2 separate regions of the Mus musculus genome follow, and region 2 is linked to region 1. The links are chromatin loops, found by intact Hi-C in ENCODE. Cell type or tissue: left cerebral cortex. All regions are shown on one strand. Links, peaks and the distances in the headings refer to the core of each region. The heading gives the core; the rest is flanking DNA.

Region 1 (8,489 bases), core at 434-8,433:
GGACTAGATTACCTCACTCAGGATGATATTTTCTAGTTCCATCCATTTGCCTGCAAAATTTATGATGTCCTTGTTTTTAATAGCTGAATAGTAGTATTCCATTGTGTAAATAAACCATACTTTCTGTATCTATTCTTCAGTTGAGGGATATCTGGGTTGTTTCCAGTTTCTGGCTATTATAAATAAGGCTGCTATGAACATAGTGGAGCATGTGTCCTTGTGTTATGGTGGAGCATCTTTTGGATATATGCCCAGGAGAAGTATAACTGAGTATTAAGTTAGGATTATTTCCAATGTTCTGAGGAACCAACCACAAGATTGATTTTGAGAGTGGTTGTACAAGCTTGCAATCCCACCAACAATGGAGGAGTGTTCCTTTCTCCACATTCTCATTAGCATCTGCTGTCGCTTGAGTTTTTAATCTTAGCCATTCTGATTGGTGTAAGGTGGAATTTCAGCGTCATTTTGATTTGCATTTCCCCAATTACTAAGGATGTTGAACACTTCTTTAAGTGCTTCTAAGTATGGGGAATCTCTTGGAAGTCCCAGAGACATGGAATCGTGAAGACTCCCAGGACTCAATGTGGATAACCTCAGCCAAAATGCCCAACAGTAGGGATATGGAAACTAAAGATATGGAACCTCCAATAGTAAAATAGGACCCCCAGTGGAGGGATGGGGACACCAACCTACCTACAGATATCTCTGAACAGTCTAGAAGAGGTATCCTACATCTGTCATTGAGCTTTCTGTTTGGTATCTATGCCTTCTGAGATAAGAGTAATTCCCTGTGTACGGTATCTCCAACGTGTGTGTGTGTGTGTGTGTGTGTGTGTGTGTGTGTGTGTGTGTGTGTGTGTGTGTGTTGTGTGTTATGTATTTTATAACTTGTATAGTATAATATATTATAAAATAGATTTCCTTCTATTTTTAACATCCTTAAAGTTAGTTATGCCTCCCTATCTCAACCCTCTGCCCTACACTCCCACCCCTCCTCCCACTTAAGCCTCCTTTCCCATTATTCATCCTTCCTCGTTTACATCACCTGTGTCCTGTTTCACCCCTTTACCTTAAGTGCTTTCTTTTCCTCCTCACCACTGGCATCTTTCTGTCTCTTGAATTCCAGTTTTACACAAATTAAGCAAAAAATTCTAGAAATTTGATGCTATGATTCACCTAAGACTGAAACATAATATTTCTCTTTCTAGGTCTGATTTACCTCAGTCAGTACAATTTTTCCAGTACCATATACAATTCACAATTATGCAAGCTTCATAGTTTCACTTTCCTTCACAGATTAATAAAAAAAAAAAAACTCTCATATGTAGCTACCATGTTTTCTAGATCCAATCACCGAGTCGGTTTTCATGCCCTAGCTCTGGTGAATAGAGCATCAGGGAATATGGATGTGCATACATGTCCTTGTAATAGCGAATGCAGTTCTTTGGGTATATATCCAAAGGTGGTACAGTTAGGTAGAATGGAGAATCTGTTTCTTGTTTTCTATGGAAATGCCACACTGATTTTCACAGTGACTTTATCAATTTACATCCCCAGAAGCACACATGGTGGTTCTCTATTCCCTACATAATGCCAATGGTTTTTGTCTGTTTTCGTAATCTAAGTCAATCTGACTACCATAAGATGACATCTCAGAGTAGTTTATTTGGCATTTTCCTGAAGGATAAGAATAGTGAATATACTTTAAAATATTTCTTTTTTTCTTTTTTTTTTAAATATTTTTATTAGGTATTTTCCTCATTTACATTTCCAATGCTATCCCAAAAGTCCCCCATACCCTCCCCCCAACTCCCCTACCCACCCACTCCCACTTTTTGGCCCTGGCGTTCCCCTGTACTGGGGCATATAAAGTTTGCAAGTCCAATGGGCCTCTCTTTCCAGTGATGGCCGACTAGGCCATCTTTTGATACATATGCAGCTAGAGTCAAGAGCGCCGGAGTACTGGTAAGTTCATAATGTTGTTCCACCTAAAGGGTTGCAGATCCCTTTAGCTCCTTGGGTACTTTCTCTAGCTCCTCCATTGGGGGCCCTGTGTTCCATCCAATAGCTGACTGTGAGCATCCACTTATGTGTTTGCTAGGCCCCAGCCTAGTCTCACAAGAGACAGCTATATCTGGGTCCTTTCAGCAAAATCTTGTTAGTGTATGCAATGGTGTCAGCGTTTGGAAGCTGATTATGGGATGGATCCCCAGATATGGCAGTCTCTAGATGGTCCATCCTTTCGTCACAGCTCCAAACTTCATCTCTGTAACCCCTTCCATGGGTGTTTTGTTCCTAATTCTAAGAAGGGGCAAAGTGTCCACACTTTGGTCTTCATTCTTCTTGAGTTTCATGCGTTTAGCAAATTGTATCTTATATCTTGGGTATCCTAAGTTTCTGGGCTAATATCCACTTATCAGTGAGTACATATTGTGTGAGTTCCTTTGTGATTGGGTTACCTTACTCAGGATGATGCCCTCCAGGTCCATCCATTTGCCTAGGAATTTCATAAATTCATTCTTTTTAATAGCTGAGTAGTACTCCATTGTGTAAATGTACCACATTTTCTGTATCCATTCCTCTGTTGAGGGGCATCTGGGTTCTTCTTAACCATTGGTATTTCTTCTGACAATTCTCTCTTTCAGCCCCATATCCATGTTTTAAGTGGGTTGCCTGTTCAGGGTTAAGTGTGTCACTGTGTTCAGGGTTTTTTGTTGTTGTTGTTGTAGTTGTTGTTTGTTTTTCTTTTTGTTTTCTTGTTTTCTTTTGTTTCTAGTTCCTTGTTTATCCTACACACTAATCCTCCATCAGATGTGTTGCTACCATTTTCCCCCCAGGCAGCCTCTTCAGCAAACCGACAATTTCCTTTGTTTCACTGGAATGGGTCTGGACCCAATTTAATCATCAATTGAACAGAGACACTCTGCCGGACAAGTCAAGAAAATGAAAGCAAGAGGGATCCCTGCCCCTTCTGGATCTCTGCAAGTGGGTAGCCTGGTTACATTGCGATTTCCCTTGATTCCTCTCCTTGTCCTCTGGAGAGGAATTTTTCTATCCTCGTCTTCTAACCTGCCACAGAGCTGTGAACTGTAGGCGTGCTTTATGCTCTCACACAGATCACCTCTGGCAAAGTGTGTTAAAGACGGAATCACCTTTACCCAAGAAGCGTCCACTTCTCCAATGAATAACAAAGTTAGGGCTCTGCATCTGCTGTTTTCGTCTTTTGTTTATTTTGTACTGCAGCTCAAGCTAACAGAATTGAAATGCTTTCTTGATTCGATACATTAGCAAATGTATTGTTCTGCTTACTTACCTATAGTGAAGTGCACCGTCAGTGCAAAGAAGGCTGAAGGAACTCCAATGGACTCACAACCCCAGTAAGAAGCACGCACACTGGGCAGTCCTCCAGCCGGAGATCTGGTAAAGAGAACTCGTTATATCTCATGTTCACAGCAGTAGATTTTACATAAATCACAAGCCCCCGACTGTAAAGGAACAGCATAAAGGAGGACCACAAAGTGTTCTGAACTTTTAGGCTTTATTTAAAATATAAAAGAAATAGTTATTACCATCCTACACATAATAAATAGTTCTTCTCATTAGCATCCTCCAAAACAAAGTGATTTTATTTAAAAGTACATTGTATTGAAGGCTAGAGAGTTCACTCAGCAATTAAGAACCATTTCAGCTTTTGCAGGAGACGCAGATTTAGTTCCCAGAAACCACAGGATGTCTAAAAACCAGACTTAACTCCTAGAACTCTTGTTCCAGAGCATCTGCGGCCCTCTGCTGCCCTCTGCAGGCACCAGGCATCTGCACAGTAAACATGCAAATATGAAGGCAAAGCATTCGTACAGATATAATAAAAACAAGAGTGAATAAATCTTTAAAAAGAAAGTAAATGATTTGGTGCAGTAAGAAGGATGCAGACAAGCAGCGAGGGCCTAGAGACATGTTAAGTGCAGCTCTCCATGATCCTTGTTCACACATACATGCGTTCGGCCACTAGATTTAACCACAAAAACTGTTAAATGATGTTAAAGGAATATTAAAAAATGTTAAAGGAAAGCAGACATCTTCAGAGCGATCTTAGATTAGTAACAACATATACTCAAGTAGCTAAGGGAGATTCAGACTTGAAACCTCATATAAGAATCACTGGCTTACCAAACCCAATCATTAGGCAGATGCCAAGACACTGCTGACAGGAGCCTGATATAGCTGTCTCCTGCAAGGCTCTGCCAGTGCCTGGCAATGCTCACAGTCATCCATTGGATGGAGCACAAGGTCCCCAGTGAAGGAGCCAGAGAAATACCCAGGGAGTTGAAGGGGACAGAAGCCCCATAGGAGGAACATCAATATGAACTAACCAGTACCCCCAGAGCTCGTTGGAACTATACCACCAATCAAAGAAAACACATGGTGGAACTTGTGGCTCTAGCTATTTATGTAACAGAGGACGGCCTAGTCGCTCATCAATGGGAGGAGAGGCCCTTGGTCCTGTGAAGGCTCTATGACCCAGTATAGGGGAATGCCAGGACCAGGAATGGGAGTGGGTGGGTTGCAGAGCAGGAGGGAGGAGATAGGGGGTTTTCGGAGGGGAAGCTAGGAAAGGGGATAACATTTGAAATGTAAATATAGAGAGAACTGGACAGCTTCTGGGACGGGCGGAAGCACAGAGCCGCTGAGGCAGTACTCTTGGCGGGCCGCAGACAGCCGGCCACCGTCCGGACCAGAGGACAGGTGTCTGCCTGGCTCGGAGACGGCCTCAGCCTCAGCAGCAGCGGTCGCCATCTTGGTTCCAGGACTCCCTGGATCTTAGGATTTTAGTCTGCACAGGTGAGAGTCTGCACCACAGAAGCTGACAGCTTCTGGGAACTGCCAAAGCAACACAGCTTCTGAGAGAGGCCCTGTTTTGGGCCTTCTTCTTCGACCAGGAGGAGGTCCAAAAACAAGATATCTGCGCACCTTCCCTGTAAGAGAGCTTGCCAGCAGAGAGTGCTCTGAGCACTGAAACTCAGAGGAGAGAATCTGTCTCCCAGGTCTGCTGAGAGACGGTAACAGAATCACCAGAAGAACAATCTCTAAACAGAGTCAACTATAACTACTAACTCCAGAGATTACCAGATGGCGAAAGGTAAACGTAGGAATCCTACTAACAGGAACCAAGACCACTCACCATCATCAGAACCCAGCACTCCCACTTCGCCCAGTCCAGGGCACCCCAACACACCCGAAAACCTAGACCTAGATTTAAAAGCATATCTCATGATGATGGTAGAGGACATCAAGAAGGACTTTAATAAATCACTTAAAGAAATACAGGAGAACACTGCTAAAGAGTTAGAAGTCCTTAAAGAAAAACAGGAAAACACAATCAAACAGGTAGAAGTCCTTACAGAAAAAGAGGAAAAAACATACAAACAGGTGATGGAAATGAACAAAACCATACTAGACCTAAAAAGGGAAGTAGAAACAATAAAGAAAACTCAAAGTGAGGCAACACTGGAGATAGAAACCCTAGGAAAGAAATCTGGAACCATAGATTTGAGCATCAGCAACAGAATACAAGAGATGGAAGAGAGAATCTCAGGTGCAGAAGATTCCATAGAGAACATCGGCACAACAATCAAAGAAAATGGAAAATGCAAAAAGATCCTAACTCAAAATATCCAGGAAATCCAGGACACAATGAGAAGACCAAACCTACGGATAATAGGAGTGGATGAGAATGAAGATTTTCAACTCAAAGGACCAGCAAACATCTTCAACAAAATTATTGAAGAAAACTTCCCAAATATAAAGAAAGAGATACCTATGAACATACAAGAAGCCTACAGAACTCCAAATAGACTGGACCAGAAAAGAAATTCCTCCCGACACATAATAATCAGAACAACAAATGCACTAAATAAAGATAGAATACTAAAAGCGGTAAGGGAAAAAGATCAAGTAACATACAAAGGCAAGCCTATCAGAATTACACCAGATTTTTCACCAGAGACTATGAAAGCCAGAAGAGCCTGGACAGATGTTATACAGACACTAAGAGAACACAAATTACAGCCCAGGCTACTATACCCAGTCAAACTCTCAATTACCATAGATGGAGAAACCAAAGTATTCCACGACAAAACCAAATTCACACATTATCTCTCCACGAATCCAGCCCTTCAAAGGTTAATAACAGAAAAAAACCAATACAAGAACGGGAACAATGCCCTAGAAAAAACAAGAAGGTAATCCCTCAACAAACCTAAAAGAAGACAGCCACAAGAACAGAATGCTAACTTTAACAACAAAAATAACAGGAAGCAACAATTACTTTTCCTTAATATCTCTTAACATCAATGGTCTCAACTCCCCAATAAAAAGACATAGACTAAAAAACTGGCTACACAAACAAGACCCAACATTTTGCTGTTTACAGGAGACACATCTCAGAGAAAAAGATAGACACTACCTCAGAATAAAAGGCTGGAAAACAATTTTCCAAGCAAATGGTATGAAGAAACAAGCTGGAGTAGCCATCCTAATATCTGATAAGATTGACTTCCAACCCAAAGTCATCAAAAAAGACAAGGAGGGGCACTTTGTTCTCATCAAAGGTAAAATCCTCCAAGAGGAACTCTCAATTCTGAATATCTATGCGCCAAATACAAGGGCAGCCACATTCATTAAAGAAACTTTAGTAAAGCTCAAAGCACACATTGCACCTCACACAATAATAGTGGGAGACTTCAACACACCACTTTCACCAATGGACAGATCATGGAAACAGAAACTAAACAGGGACACACTGAAACTAACAGAAGTGATGAAACAAATGGATCTGACAGATATCTACAGAACATTTTATCCTAAAACAAAAGGATATACCTTCTTCTCAGCACCTCATGGTACCTTCTCCAAAATTGACCACATAATAGGTCACAAAACAGGCCTCAACAGATTCAAAAATATTGAAATTGTCCCATGTATCCTATCAGATCACCATGCACTAAGGCTGATCTTCAATAACAAAAAAAATAACAGAAAGCCAACACTCACGTGGAAACTGAACAACACTCTTCTCAATGATACCTTGGTCAAGGAAGGAATAAAGAAAGAAATTAAAGACTTTTTAGAGTTTAATGAAAATGAAGCCACAACGTACCCAAACCTTTGGGACACAATGAAAGCATTTCTAAGAGGGAAACTCATAGCTCTGAGTGCCTCCATGAAGAAACGGGAGAGGAGCACATACTAGCAGCTTGACAACACATCTAAAAGCTCTAGAAAAAAAGGAAGCAAATTCACCCAAGAGGAGTAGACGGCAGGAAATAATCAAACTCAGGGGTGAAATCAACCAAGTGGAAACAAGAAGAACTATTCAAAGAATTAACCAAACGAGGAGTTGGTTCTTTGAGAAAATCAACAAGATAGATAAACCCTTAGCTAGACTCACTAGAGGGCACAGAGACAAAATCCTAATTAACAAAATCAGAACTGAAAAGGGAGACATAACAACAGATCCTGAAGAAATCCAAAACACCATCAGATCCTTCTACAAAAGGCTATACTCAACAAAACTGGAAAACCTGGGCGAAATGGACAAATTTCTGGACAGATACCAGGTTCCAAAGTTGAATCAGGATCAAGTTGACCTTCTAAACAGTCCCATATCCCCTAAAGAAATAGAAGCAGTTATAAATAGTCTCCCAGCCAAAAAAAGCCCAGGACCAGACGGGTTTAGTGCAGAGTTCTATCAGACCTTCAAAGAAGATCTAATTCCAGTTCTGCACAAACATTTTCACAAGATAGAAGTAGAAAGTACTCTACCCAACTCATTTTATGAAGCCACTATTACTCTGATACCTAAACCACAGAAAGATCCAACAAAGATAGAGAACTTCAGACCAATTTCTCTTATGAATATCGATGCAAAAATCCTCAATAAAATTCTCGCTAACCGAATCCAAGAACACATTAAAGCAATCATCCATCCTGACCAAGTAGGTTTTATTCCAGGAATGCAGGGATGGTTTAATATACGAAAATCCATCAATGTAATCCACTATATAAACAAACTCAAAGACAAAAACCACATGATCATCTCGTTGGATGCAGAAAAAGCATTTGACAAGATCCAACACCCATTCATGATAAAAGTTCTGGAAAGATCAGGAATTCAAGGCCCATACCTAAACATGATAAAAGCAATCTACAGCAAACCAGTAGCCAACATCAAATTAAATGGAGAGAAGCTGGAAGCAATCCCACTAAAATCAGGGACTAGACAAGGCTGCCCACTTTCTTCCTACCTTTTCAACATAGTACTTGAAATATTAGCCAGAGCAATTCGACAACAAAAGGAGATCAAGGGGATACAAATTGGAAAGGAGGAAGTCAAAATATCACTTTTTGCAGATGATATGATAGTATATATAAGGGACCCTAAAAATTCCACCAGAGAACTCCTAAACCTGATAAACAGCTTCGGTGAAGTA
Region 2 (8,489 bases), core at 178-8,177, 200 kb before region 1:
CATCTTTGTAATATTTCCTGAGTTGGAAAGACATCGGGTTGTGGAACTCATTCCATGAATGGAATCTGCAACTTTGTAAATAGACAGAGGGAAAAAGGATAGAACCCTGTATCTACAGCTCACTGATTAATCTCTGTTCCCAGCTCCTGCTGCATGTATTTCTCTGCTATGCTGGACTGCCTTGAATTGTGAACTAAAATAGCCTTTCTTCCCTTAAGATACTTTGTCAGAGCATTTCATCAGAGCAACAAAAGAGAAACTGAGACACCTTTGCAAGTTACAATGATCCAGGCAGATGAAGACTGGGAGCCAAGAGTGCCTGTTGGAAAGATGGAAAAATAATAGGTTCATCTCAAATTCCTTTGCTGTGCTGCATGGGGATGGAAACATGTTTGTGGAATATATAGTCCATCTAATAAGAATTGAGGATAGAAGTAGTTAACAGAGACTGAGGAAAGAGATGGGAAGGATATAGTAAAATGCACATCTATGAATACAATGATACATTTTGGCAGGCATAATTTCTTGTTGTCAATGACAGTAAATACAGGTAACAATAGAGTAGTTAGACAATAGAAGATTTTGAATGTGCTCATCATAGATAAATGATGAAAATGTAAGGTGATGGCACAATTGTTGCTGTGATCAATTGTTATGCAATAAATGTATTGGATCTAGACATCTCATTATACCTACTAAATATGTACAAATATGTGTTGATTAAAATTTAATATTTTTTTTAAAAAACCTAACAAATCAGTTAAATTCCATGTTTAAGAGTTGTTTATCAAAACTCAGATCACAGCTAAGCAGAAGCCTGATGATCGAATAGCTTGCAGAAATTTGATGTGTAGTCAGAGCAAACATCTGCTGTGCTTGGGTCCGAGTCCTGGGAAGGGAGTGGTGAAAGCTAAGGAGCCTGAAACCTAAGACAGCACAACTGCATGATCTATCTCAGTGGTTTGCTCTGTTGAGTCTCAGAATCCTCAAGATTTATAGTTGTATAACTGTCCCTAAGCAAGAGCTGGCATTTTAATCCTTCTGACAATCCCCTTCCCTCAAGTCTGATACACTTCTCAACTGACAATAACCTAGGTCAGTAACTTAGCTATCACGTACTTTGATGATGAAAAGGAGTAAGTAGGTATTAAAAGGACTGTAATAGTCAATTAATATTTCTACTCTTGACAGTGGTTTTGGGACTGTTTGCTTGAGAGAGTAGATAACTGTATAAACAAGAATTTGCTAACTAGAGGGACAGTAATTTTCAAGACATGGAATCTGACATTTGCAGTGGTTTGAATGAGAAATGCCACCACCACCAGACTCATGTTTTTAAGCAAGTAGTTCCTCGAAGGTGGCACTATTCTGGCAGGTTATAGTGCCTGGAGAAAATGCAGTGTTGCTGATGGAAGTAGATCTCTGGGGATTGGTCTTAAGATATTATAGCCCCACTTCCTGCTCTTCTCCCCCCCCCCACTCTCCCAACTCCTCTCAGCGTGATGATGAGATTTGACCTCTCTACATGTGGTTTCTGCTATGCTTTCTTTGTCAGGAATTCTGTATTCTTGGTACCATAGATGAAAATAGAGCTTTTATCCTCCAGTCACTCTATGTCATGGACTTTTTATCACAGAACAGAATGGTGACTAAGTAATACAAGCAACACAGCAGCAAGAGTAACTACTGAGCCATCGATCCAGCCTCTGAGGCTCTTAGAAGGGCCTTGGTATTTCTGTGTCTGTCTTTCTTACCTTTGAAAAATTTAAACTTCGTTTACATATTTTATCTTTTCCTCCCTACAGAGCTCATCATTTAAAAGTCCCAGTTCATTAATATAATCATTAGTTGCAACTGTGTGGCTACCAATCACCAATCATAGTTTCTTGTTTCTATTCTGGTCATGGTCTAATAATTCCCGTCTTGCTGTCAGCCTCATCCTCATTCTTGATCAAGGTGAGCAAGGTGACATATTTCCTCATCTATTTAATTATTGATATCTTGTTTTTTAAACTTTTTTTTCATTTTAATTAGATATTTTCTTCATTTACATTTCAAATGTTATCCCCCTTCCTAGTTTCCCCTCAGAAAATTCCCTATCTTCTCCCTACTACCCCTACTCCCCAACCCACCCACCCCGACTTTCTGGTCCAGGCATTTTCTTATACTAGGGCATAGAACTTTCACAGAACCAAGGGCCTCTCTTCCCATTGATGACCAACTAGGACATCCTCTGCTACATATGCATCTAGAGCCACAAGTCCCTCAATGTGTGTTTTCTTTGATTGGTGGTTTAGTTCCAGGGAGTTCTGGGGTTGCTGGTTACTTCATATTGTTGTTCCTCCTAGGGATCTGAAAACCCCTTCAGCTCCTTGGGTACTTTCTCTAGCTCCTTCATTGGGGACCATGTGCTCTGTCTAATGGATGACTGTGGGCATCAACTACTGTGCTAGTCAGGCACTGACAGAGCCTTTCAGGAGACAGCTATATCAGGCTTCTGTCAGCAAGCTCTTGTTTGCATCTGCAATAGTGTCTGGGTTTTGTGGTTGTTTATGGGATGGATCCCCAGGTGGGGCAGTCTCTGGCTAGTCATTCCTTCAGTCTCTGCTCCAAACCTTGTCTCTGTAACTCCTTCCATGGGTATTTTGTTCCCCCTTCTAAGAAAGATCAAAGTATCCATACTTTGCTTTTCCTTTTTCTTGAGTTTCATGTGTTTTACAGATTGTATCTTGGGTATTCTGAGCTTCTGGGCTAAAATCCACTTATCAGTGAGTGCATATCATGTGTGTTGTTTTGTGATTGGGTTACCTCACTTATGATAATATCCTCCAAATTCATCCATTTGCCTAGGAATTTCATGAATTCATTGGTTTTAATAGCTGAGTAGTACTCCATTGTGTAAATGTACCACATTTTCTGTATCCATTCCTCTGTTGAGGGGCATCTGGGTTCTTTCCTGCTTCTGGTTATTATAAATAAGGCTGCTATGAACATAGTGGAGCATGTGTCCTTATTACAAGTTGGAGCATCTTCTGGGTATATGCCCAGGAATGGTATTGCTGGATCTTCTGGTAGTACTTTGTCCAGTTTTCTGAGGAACAACCAAACTGATTTCCAGAGTGATTGTACCAGCTTGCAATTCCACCAACAATGGAGGAGTGTCCCTCTTTCTCCACATCCTCGCCAGCATCTGCTGTCACCTGAGTTTTTGATCTTAGTCATTCTGAGTGGTGTGAGGTGGAATCTCAGGGTTGTTTTGATTTGCATTTCTCTAATGTTTAAGGATGTTGAACATTTTTTTAGGCGCTTCTCAGCCATTTGGTATTCCTCTGTTGAGAATTCTTTGTTTAGCTCTGTACCCCATTTTTTATTTGGTTTTTATGGAGTCTAAGTTCTTGAATTCTTTGTATATTTTGTATATTAGCCCTCTATCAGATATAGGATTGGCAAAGATCTTTTCCTCATCTGTTGGTTGCCTTTTTGTCTTATTGACAACATCCTTTGCCTTACAGAAGATGTGCAATTTTATGAGGTTTCATTTGTTAATTCTTGATCTTACGGCACAAGCCATTGGTGTTCCGTTCAGGTATTTCCCCCCCTCCTCCCCCCCCCGTACCTATATGTTTGAGATTTTCCCCCACTTTCTCCTCTATAAGTTCCCGTGTCTCTGGTTTTATGTGGAGTTCTTTGATCCACTTAGACTTGGGCTTTGTACAAAGAGGTAAGAATGGATCAATTCACATTCTTCTACATGCTAACTGCCAGTTGTGCCAGCACCATTTGTTGAAAATGCTGTCTTCTTTCCACTGGATGGTTTTAGCTCCCTTTGTCAAAGATCAAGTGACCATAGGTATGTGGGTTCATTTCTGAGTCTTCAATTCTATTCCATTTATCTACCTGTCTGTCGCTGTACCAGTAACCATGCAGTTTTTATCACAATTGCTCTGTACTACAGCTTGGGGTCAAGCATGGTGATTCCACCAGAGGTTCTTTTATTGTTGAGAATAGTTTTTCCTATCCTAGGTTTTTTGTTATTTCAGATGAATTTGCAAATGGCCTTTTCTAACTCGGTGAAGAATTGAATTGGAATTCTTATGGGGATTGCATTGAATCTGTAGATTGGTTTAGGCAAGATAGCCATTTTTTTTTTTTTTTTTTTTTTTTTACATTCTTGAACTTCTGAGACTCTGCTATCCCATCTAGTATTCTCATGAGAAAGTTCAAAGTGTTTATTTTGGAATATGGCTTCACATTTCCCAATAGGAGTCAGCTATTGTATCTGGCTGGCACTGAGGAAAAGCCAAGCCTGCCCATTACCTGTGCCAAGGTGAGTTTTACCAAACAGGTTTCGGATGAATTCCAGGGTTGAGATTTTACAGGTTCACAGTGACTATTACAACTCACTCCCATTTGCTGACTGTCTAGCACAAACTAGCTCTCCCAGTGGGAATCACACTGATAAATTCTCAAGAGTGAACCAGTCCCAGGGCTGGAAAGATGGCTTAGCAGTTCAAGTGATTCCCACAAAGACAAGAAGACCAGAGTTTAGATTTGAACAGTATATAAATGCCATGACCTCTGGGTTTGATTGAGATGTCCTGTATAATTGTAAAATTATTTCACTTAAAAAATAAATAGCAAATGTAGAAGCAAACATTTTATGTTTGTTATTTAATAGGATAATGTACATAAAAAACTTTAAATTTCAATTTGCTTACGAGAAAATAAGAGAAAGAATGTTAGATTTTCTTCTACAGGGAAAGCTTACATAGGTTTTTATCATGAAGTTCTAATAGAATGTATTTTGTAAAATAACATGAGCCAGAAGATGGCACTATAGCTGCATATTTGGTCTATGTGTGTATTATTCATTAGTCTTCTATTTCCCCATTTCCTAGATTTAACAATAATAAAATCATAGTAACAGATTGGCTGATCCAGTTCTTGTCTTATTTGGGTTAGCTGCTTGCTTAGGTAGCATTTCTATCACCTTAACGTCTCTCTATTAATTATTATTCTTTTGTTTGACTGCCATAAATACCTCTTCCTGGGCTAAGAAATAGTCTGTTAATTTAACATATACATTAATATGTAATAAGTATATATAAATATTAAATATATCATTATATGTTGTATGTGTTACATATTATATATTATGTGTTATATGCTATATATTATGTATTAATTACAAATTATATACCATTATACTATATATTAATATGTGTTGTATGTTAATATATTAAATATACTATTAATTGCCAATATGTTTTTATATTTTTCTATGGCAGATCAAAAACTCCATTTCTGAGGTTTCAACTTCAGTCTTGCATGTGATACTGGGCAAGGCTGCTACATCTCAAAAAGTTCTCTTTCTTCTGGAACAAATGGCTACCAGAAAAAGAATTGAAACATGGCCATACCAGCCAACACAAATTCCCCCAAGAGACCTACTGCTTTAAATGCCAGTTATCAAGATACCATCAACTCTTTCCATGGTTTTCAGAGTAGAGACTGGTTTTGAACACAGCTGTCCTTACAACATCTGGAATGCCTGATACAACATATGGTGATCACTGACGCAAGCATGTAGCTCTCACTCAGAGTGAACAAGATATAGTATATTCTGAACAAAATATGAGTGGCTATGACCTGGGAATACAAATTCAAGTTTCGAAGAAAGCTATGTTCCAGTGTGGTAGCAGGTTTGTTAAACTTTTATAGTTACAAAACAAAAAAAAAAGGTACAAATGAAGGCCCTTAAATTATTTTTGATGGGCTGTTAGGTAGCTAGTTATAACAAAACATGGAAGACCCTGCTGTAGACCTCAGATGCTATCTGATGACATTCTTAGCATTTGGGTCTAGGGAATCTAACATTAGCACATTCTAAAGGAATTTACCTTATAGACCTAAGGATGCTAGTTCATACACACAATCAGGCAATGAATGGCTCCTAAGGTGACTAAAGATAAACCCAGAAAATTGGTCTTTGGACCTGCAACATTCCAACTCTCCTAACTCACTAGACTTGTAGAATCTTTAACAAAGCTCTGACATTCTTATTTATGGGAGCATCCATATATAGGTTCAAGGAATTTGTTAGATGAAGGATTAAGTGATCATGTAGGTGCTTCCTAGGAGTAGATGTTAGCTGTATCTGTTAGACTTTTCTGTGATGACAAACATGTTCTGTACTTATGTGGCCAGAATGGTAGCCATCGGTCACATGTGGCTAGTTTTCTTTTTTCTTTCTTATTGTATGATTAGTCCAAACAAGGAAATAAAACTTAAATTTTAAAAGTTATCTTAAATTTGAATAGTGTCTACCATATTGCACAAAATATCCTTTATACCTTCATGATGCTTTGTAAATTTTACTACTCTGCAGTGTCATTTGTGGACAGACTGAGTCATTCTGCCTCAGCTGAATCCGTAAGTATCATTTAAGTTATATGTATGTATTTGATCCATAACCACACTTGCAGAAGCTACTCATGACTTAGGAACCTGAAAGTAATTCTGCTATATCTGTATCAGTACCTCTCTGACTTCTATCTGTCTGTCTGTCTGCAGATTGTTTGCAAATGGATATTGGCCCAATTTCCTCAAAACAAGTTTGGTTTCTAAGAGATCTGCATTTGACTAGAATTCTGTAGATGTGCTATGGTCATAGACACTACTAGAATTTAAATGCATTGGCATTATTAAAAGTAAGATAATGAAAATGTTTTCAAATGCTGTTGAGGAGAAACAGGATCCAGAGACAGGCAAGAAGTTCAGAGACATTCCCTGCCTCAGTTGTTGGGAGACCCACATGATGACCAAGTTGCACTTCTGCTACATATGTGCAGAGGGCCTCGGTCCAGCTCAAGGGTTGGTGGTTCAGTCTCAGGGAGCCCCCAAGGATCCAGGTTAGTTGACTCTGTTGGTCTTCTCGTGTTGTCCCTGTTCTGTCCAGGTCTCTCAATCTTTGCCCCAAATCTGCAAGACTCCCCAGGCTCCATCTAGTATTTGACTGATGGTACCTCATGTGTTTCAGTCAGCTGCTATGTGGAGCCTCTCAGAAGACAGTTATGGTAGACTCCTGTCTGCAACCATAACATAGTATCATTAATAATGTCAGGGATTGGTTATTCCCCTTGGGATGGGACTCAAGCTGAGTGAGTCATTGGTCATCCATTTAAAGTACAGGATACCAATGTTCACAGACGTAAAAGAAACTAAATAACAAAGAGGGCCCAAGAGAGGATGTTTGAATCTCATTCAGAAAAGAAAAGAACATAGTCACTAGAGGTGTATGGAGGGAAGGAACTGGATGGGAAAGGGGATGGGAAGAGTAAGGGGGCCGGGAGAGAGGGATCAGTTCTAGGGAGAGGGCAGGGAGAGTGAGTCAAACTGGAGAAGGCGGGGTGGGCATCTCTGGCACTAGCTGGACATTTGGGATAGAGGAGACTCCAGAGGGTCAATGGGTATGAATCTAGCTAAGTCCTAGCAATGGGGGATATAGTCTGAAGTGCCACCTACTGTAGCCAAGCAGGACTCCAAGGGGAGAGATAAGGACACCATACTATACACAAAACCTTGGACCTGAAATTTTTCTTGCCTACAAGAAGTGCAGGGACAAGAACGGAGGAGAGTGAATGAACTTTTGCAATGAACTTTTCACTAAGGACCTCATTGTGGTTGTTCTCAACTGAAGGTGGTCTTACTCCTCTGGAAACATGTTGCAACATCTGGAGTCAAGTTTGATTGTTAGCACTTGGCTGAAGAGTGTGTGTGTGTTTGTGTGTGTGTGTGTGGGGGGACCTGCATCCTACAAGCAGCTCCTGGGTAGAAGTAAGGGATGTTGCCAAGTGCTTCTGAGGATCTCCTTTCCTTTCCAAACAGAGGAGCTTCTGTGACCAAGTCCAGCAACTTGCGCATTGAGCAATCACTCCCAGTGACAGTTCAAAGAGAACAAATTTGGTTTATTATCATAAATGTGTTTCAATATGTACAGTGTAAGACTTTTACTTAATGCAAAACTAAAATAAAAAAGACAGCAGATAACTCATCAATGATAAAAAGGAGGACAAAGATTAGGATGTACAGAGTAAGTCTGAGTTTGGTTTGATACTATTCTATATTCACATGAGATACTATAAAATGTGCACTAAATACATATGAAAATGACAATTTTATCATTCAGGCTACGATATTCTAAAGATGTTTCCAGATTATTTGAATGACTTATATAAATATTCTTTTGCAGATATACCTGCCCCAGTACATGGGAACGCCAGGGTCAAGAAGTGGGAGTGGGTGGGTAGGGGAGCAGGGCAGGAGGAGGGTATGGGGGACTTTAAGGATAGCATTTGAAATGTAAACGAAGAAAATATCTAATTAAAAAAATGAAAAGAAAAAAACATACCTGCTATTTAACGGTAAATTCAAATATTGAACAACAATATCTTTACTGATATCTTGTTTCAAGAATTTTATGAATGTCT

The links. Peaks named below come from ENCODE experiments on the same cell type or tissue, not always from the same donor. Only the 100,000 strongest peaks of a DNase experiment are listed, where the experiment ranks them.
Region 2: it touches region 1 in a loop (6-fold over the local background); 3 of 42 quality-filtered maps call a loop at or near these places.

Annotation. Positions count from the first base shown.
Region 1 is chr5:86,681,092-86,689,580 of GRCm38, forward strand. No RefSeq gene overlaps it. Among named protein-coding and RNA genes, the nearest start is that of Tmprss11b, 9.0 kb to the left of the region's middle. In left cerebral cortex, for the core only: a CTCF peak has its summit at 3,800 (motif pointing left); a DNase peak (open chromatin) is centred at 3,794.
Region 2 is chr5:86,477,925-86,486,413 of GRCm38, forward strand. It overlaps Tmprss11g (transmembrane protease, serine 11g), which reads right to left. Exons shown (of 10, transcript NM_177162.4): 10 at 7,953-8,489. Among named protein-coding and RNA genes, the nearest start is that of Tmprss11a, 13 kb to the left of the region's middle. In left cerebral cortex, for the core only: a CTCF peak has its summit at 4,824 (motif pointing right); a DNase peak (open chromatin) is centred at 4,840.